2 separate regions of the Homo sapiens genome follow, and region 1 is linked to region 2. Evidence: chromatin loops called from intact Hi-C (ENCODE). Cell type or tissue: CD4-positive, alpha-beta T cell. All regions are shown on one strand. Each heading gives the region's core, and the rest is flanking DNA. Links, peaks and the distances in the headings are about the cores only. Region 1 holds the start of ECD (ecdysoneless cell cycle regulator). Region 2 holds the start of ANXA7 (annexin A7).

The links. Hi-C counts contacts between places; a loop is a spot of excess contacts. Peaks named below come from ENCODE experiments on the same cell type or tissue, not always from the same donor. Only the 100,000 strongest peaks of a DNase experiment are listed, where the experiment ranks them.
Region 1: it touches region 2 in a loop (5-fold over the local background); 4 of 110 quality-filtered maps call a loop at or near these places.

What each region holds. Positions count from the first base shown.
Region 1 is chr10:73,166,819-73,169,722 of GRCh38, forward strand. ECD (ecdysoneless cell cycle regulator) reads right to left here and starts at 1,190. Exons shown (of 14, transcript NM_007265.3): 1 at 1,048-1,190. FAM149B1 (family with sequence similarity 149 member B1) reads left to right here and starts at 1,301. Exons shown (of 14, transcript NM_173348.2): 1 at 1,301-1,568. The coding sequence starts at 1,522. RefSeq lists enhancers at 1,009-1,608, 1,115-1,314, 2,209-2,807 and a silencer at 1,365-1,554. In CD4-positive, alpha-beta T cell, for the core only: no CTCF peak of the experiment used is centred there; a DNase peak (open chromatin) is centred at 1,293; H3K4me3 peaks cover 1,993 bases; H3K27ac peaks cover 1,815 bases.
Region 2 is chr10:73,412,885-73,415,788 of GRCh38, forward strand. ANXA7 (annexin A7) reads right to left here and starts at 1,174. Exons shown (of 13, transcript NM_001156.5): 1 at 1,128-1,174. RefSeq lists enhancers at 188-307, 318-397 and a silencer at 798-1,357. In CD4-positive, alpha-beta T cell, for the core only: CTCF peaks have their summits at 1,311 and 1,510; DNase peaks (open chromatin) are centred at 517, 817 and 1,217; H3K4me3 peaks cover 1,967 bases; H3K27ac peaks cover 1,335 bases.

The DNA.
Region 1 (2,904 bases), core at 175-2,674, 250 kb before region 2:
TGCTCCCATTTGTCCATTTTTGTTTTGGCTGCCTCTGTTTGTGAGGTATTACTCAGGAAATCTTTGCCCACTCTAATGTCCTAGAGAGTTTCCCCAATATTTCCTTTTAGTAGTTTCATAGTTTGAGGGCTTAGATTTAAGTCTCTAATCCATTTTGACTTGATTTTTGTATATGGTGGGAGGTAGTGGGTCTGGTTTCATTCTTCTGCATACGGGTATCAGTTTTCCCAGTATCATTTATTGAAGAGACTGTCTTTTCCCCAATGTATGTTTTTGGTACCTTTGCTGAAAATGAATTCACTGCAGACATATGGATTTGTTTCTGGGTTCTCTATTCTGTTCCTGTTTTTATGCCAGTGCCATGCTGTTTTGGTTACTATAACTCTGTTGTATAATCTGAAGTCGGGTAATGTGATGCTTCCAGTTTTGTTCTTTTTGCTCAGGATAGCTTTGGCTATTCTGGCTCTTTTGTGGTTCCATATAAATTTTAGGATCTTTTTTCTATGACTGTGAAGAATGTCACTGGTATTTTGATGGAGGTTGCATTGATACCTCTTAATTTTCTAAGGGTTTTCCTTATCTCTTAATTTTCTAAGGGTTTTCCTAAATAAGAGTACTAGTTTATTCTTGCTGCCAGGTGATGCTTGGTAAAGAAAGAAATGGCGGTGGATGGACCACCCTAACTCCATGATTCCAATCTTACTCAGCTTTCTAAGAGACTCGTAAGGAACCTGCTTCTTCTTATCCAGACACCCACTCACCACAGTCTAACCAAATCATCATTTTGCCTTTCAACCCAGAGGGACAGACAGTAATTTTACCCATCCACCCCATAACGCCAAACACACGTCATCATGCAGAATTTGGTGTCAGAACTGGAAGGGACTCTATGATCACTCAGGCTAATACCTCACTGTACATATGAGAAAACCCAGAGTACAGAAAAAGAAGCGACCAAGCAGCAGGGGCTTGACTTGGAGTCTAGTGCTCTTTCCCCAGTCTAGGCTCCCTCCTGCCATCTAACAAAATGAAGCCAATTTCTCTTACGGTTCTAGGGCCTCTCCTTCGCGTCTCTGCTGTGGCACCTTTCCTTAGCCGCCTCTCCGACTGCGAGAGCTGATCGAGAGCTGCCACCGGCCGCCGAAGCCTGGATCAGGCTCTGTCCCGACGCCTGACCGGAACCTGAAGCCAGCGGAAATCCTGAGAGAAAGTCTGAAACCCACTCAGTCCCCGAAACCTTGTGTGTCGTCACTGCTGTGCGTCGGCGGGAGCATTTTGCGAGTGTCCGGGGGCCTTCGTCACTTCCGCCCCCGCGGCAAAGCAGGGAGGTCGGAGGACTGGAGAGGTGGGGACCCTGGGGAGGTGGCTGCTCGGAGTCTAGGTGACGGGGCGAGACGGGGCCGGTAGGTGGCGGGAGGGGCCGGGCCGGAGCCGGCGGGAGGGCCAGGCCCGGAGGCCCCCACCCTGGCGTGCCTGCCCCGGCCGCGGCTGAGGAGGAGGAGGAGGAGGAGGAGGAGGAGGATGATCTCCAGATACACTCGGAAGGCGGTGCCACAGAGCTTGGAGCTGTGAGTGGACTGCTCAGCCACCCCAGCCGGGGCGGGCGGCGGGCGCTCTGGGGACCCTCCTTGACCAGTCCTTCGTTCCTTTCCTTTCCCAGGGCTGGGGAGAGATTTTTCTTCGGAATTCTCTCCTCTCAGCCCTGCTGGACCCTGCCCCTTCTTCCTCCATCTCCAGCTGAGGGCGTGTCGCCCTTCGTCTGAAATTCCTGAAATCAAGCACTGGGTCTGCTGAAGCATTTGTAGCATCCGCAGTGCTTCAGGTCCCATTGTTAATGGCCATGGTAGCTCGAGAAGTTATTAATAGCTAACTGAGGGCTCCAGGAAAGTGCTCACTTGACACTGTGCAAAGCTATTTACATACATTTGCTCATTCCTATCAATGATATCAGATTGGGAACATTATTTTGCACATTCTACAGATAAAGATCCCAGAATTAAAGATTGTAGCATGCCAAAGATCACACAGCTTGAAGGTGGTAGAGCTGAGAGGTACAAACCTGATGTCGATCTGATTCCGAAGCCTGTGGTCATAACCATCACACATACTGCCTCCCCACCTCTGCAATTAAGCACCAGAATCCATAAAGATCAGTTTTGCTTTTGAGACTTTAAAGAGCAAATATTTCTGGCTTTAAAAAGATCCACCCTCACGGCCGGCCGTGGTGGCTCACGCTTGTAATCCCAGCACTTTGGGAGGCTGAGGCGGGCGGATCACTTGAGGCCAGGAGTTCGAGACCAGCCTGGCCAACATGGCGAAACCCCATCTCTACTAAAAATGCAAAAAAAAAAAAAAAAATGGCCGGGCATGGAGGCGGGGGCCTGTAAACCCAGCTACTTGGGAGGATGAGGCAGGAGAATCACTTGAACCCGGGAGGCAGAGGTTGCAGTGAGCAGAGGTCACGCCATCGCACTCCAGTCTGGGTGACAAGAGTGAAACTCCGTCTCAAAATAAATAAATAAATAATAAAAAAATAAAAAGAGCTGCCCCCTACCCTGACCGAAGTGGTGTATAATAATTTAGAAAGTAATAATAGTGTCATACATTTATTAATGCTTTACACTTCCAAAAGGGCCTTCACTTTTTTTTTTTTTTTGGAGACAGGGTCTTGCTCAGTTGTCCAGGCTGGAGGGCAGTAGTGCAATCCTTGCTCACTGCAGCCTCCACCTATGGGCTCAGGTGATCCTCACAATGTAGCCTCTTGAGTAGCTGAGACTACAGGTGCACACCACCACAACTGGCTAATTAAAAAAAAATTTTTTTTTGGTAGAGACAGGGTCCCACTATGTTGCCCAGGCTGGTCTCAAACTCCTGGACTCAAGCGGTTCTCCCACTTTGGCCTCC
Region 2 (2,904 bases), core at 111-2,610:
CAGTGAGTCAGTTAGTAAAAGGGCTGGGTCTCACCGTTTCTCATTGATGGCATGAAGCCCAGGAACCCAAGAGGCAGCTGTTGCAAATTTATGGGGGAAAAAATACACGAAACAGGAAGGGTGACTGAAGATACGCGCAACAGCGAATACAATTTTGCAAAACCGGCTTCTAGGTATGGTAGGATCATTTAAATCCGTCAGTGATGTGGAGAAAGAACATGGAGGCATGGCTAGTCCTCTGCACGGACAGGTAGGTAGCCAACCACCAGTGAGGACTGAAAGACAGTCCTCACTGAAAAGGACTGAAAGTTTGCAGTGGCCAAAATTATCTCTTTTACCTATTCAGTGCTTGAAACTCTTTCCTTGCCTGGAAGGTAACTCATTACACTCATCATCTAATTCGGACACATTTAGCAGATTAGCTGGCCATCAGCTGGCAAAAATCAGGGCGTTTACGGCAGTCGGAAGACAACAGCGTCATGTCTGTCACTTTACGGTGGACATCAGCCATCTACCTCTGCACCTTGGTTTCCTTGCGCAGTGTTTGCACAGGATGAGCTAATTTCAACACAGATTTGCTGCTGGTCGGGGAACAGCAATCAAATCTGGAATGCTATTCTAGAATAGCTTCCAAGAACTGTAAACGAGAACCAGTGTACGACCTTGGCCTGGCGCATTCTGTCCTACGGTTCACTAAACACAGTAAAAATTTCCCCAAGTTTCCCTAAATTCGCTGTGTCACCGGAAAGTACAGCCACTACCAGCCAGACGGCTTTCAGCACTGCCCGTGCGTTTCCCTACTCAGCCTCCCGCGAGGCAGCTGGGCCACGCTCCGGCCTCAGCCCCTCCACCTGCCCGAGGGCGGGGCGCCACTGGTCCCTGGGATTTCCAAACGGACGGAAGGGCTTCCCGTAAGCCAGGCCGGCCGCCTCACCCACGCCACCCCAACACACCCCGGCCGGCAGCCCGGCTACGAGACGCGCAAACCGAGTCGCCGCCATCCGGGAGGCCCACACTGCCCTCCAGCCGCGCCCCACTAGCACCGGGACAGCAGCGCCCAGAGCTGGCCGAGGGCAAGACCACCGAGGCAGACGAGGTGGGAAAGGGAGGGGGGCGCCGCTCCTCACCTGACCCCAGCAGCAGCGTCACAGCCCAACCCGGTCTCCCGCAAGATGGAGCCGGGGGCGGGCCCAGGGTGGGCGGGGCGTCTCGCGAGCCCGTTAGGATCGCGGCTGCAGCCGGGAACACCCCCGGAGCCGGAGAGGGCGCTGCGGGGAGCGGGCTGTCCCTCAGTCCCGCCCCTAGGCGCCACCTGAGGGAAAAAGACTCTCCCTTCGGGTGGCCCAGCGGATTTTTAATCACATTTATCTGTCGCAAGGACCCTGCACCAATCCCTTTTAAGGCTGCCTCAAGTCACCTAGGAAGTTGCAGCAGTCCTGGGGGTATCCGGGGCCCCTTCAGTGGCGGGCGGTAGAGAAGGGCTGAGACTGGGAGGCTGGTGCAGCCTCCCCGCCTCTGAAATACCGTCCTCCAGGTATTTTCTGGGGACAAAGACGGCGTTTTTTGTTAGCCTCCTGTGAAAGTAATATTTGTGGGAAATCTTAGTTGGAACTGTAGATGAACTAATCAAAATCACTCCCGAAAGGAGTTGTTAGGTGATTTTAGGCTCCCCTCGTGGCTACAGCATTGAACACACATTAGCATTAAACATTTGAGGCAATTACGAGGGCTCAGATCAATATTTTAAACTCGTTAAGGAATTTATATTACAGAGAAAACCAATCAGCTACCTTTTAGAGTGGTAAAAGGTAGCTTCTGGGTGTGGTCCCCCGAACAGCAGCATCACCTGGAAACGTGTTAGTAACGCAGATTATTGAACTCCACCTTAGACCTACTGAATCAAACTCCCCGGGTGGTGCCCAGCAACCTGTTTTAACAAGCCTTCCAGGTGGTTCTGATGCACACTAAAGTTTGCACATCTGATGCACATCAACTTACTTATTCCTCTACACACTTTTCTACCCAAAAGCTTCCTCATGGGGGTGGAATAGAGTGGATTACGATTTTAAATGGGAAGAGCAAGCAAAATATACGTGGCTTCCAAATAGGTGTGTGGAGTGAAAAGTATTTGAGGCAGGTCATTGCCTCATTTAACAATGGTAGACAAAATGCACAACTCTCTAGGTGACCAGCATTAATTCCCCGGCGCCCAACAGTCTGTCTACCTGGAAAATAACAGGACTTTCTGTCCTACCTACCCCAGAGACCTCCAGGATTTAAGCCTTCCCTGAGAAGCCTACTCTGTTCATTCTAGAGTTCCCTTTGTGAGCTCGTTCCAAACCCTCCCTCTGCCTTAAATACCACCATAACAGGGTATTTGCCAAACCTCTTATTTCCAGCCCACTTTCCTGAGCTGCAGGAATAGTCCAATAGTCTACTACGACATTTGCCATTTCATCCTTTCAATTCATCCTTTCTTCCTGGCATAAAAGGCGTTACAGGATCGGAGACCCTTTCCTCCTGCTACCTCTGCTTAGAAAGCACTGCTCATCTTTTAACAATTACTCATCTTAATTAGACTTGTTTTCAAGGTTGCTCATCTCCGTCTTGCTCCAATAAACTCTTCCTGATCTTCTTTTTTGTACTCAACTGGACCATTTTAATTTTTTAATTTTTTTGGAGACAGAGTCTTGCTCTGTCACCCAGGCTGGAGTGCTGTGGTGCGATCTAGGCTCACTGCAACCTCTGCCTCCGGGGTTCAAGCGATTCTCATGCCTCAGCCTCCCGTGTAGCTGGGAGGCATGTCACCACGCCCAGCTAATTTTTTTGTATTTTTAGTACAGATGGGGTTTCGCCATGTTGGCCAGGCTGGTCTCGAACTCCTGGCCTCAAGCGATCCACCTG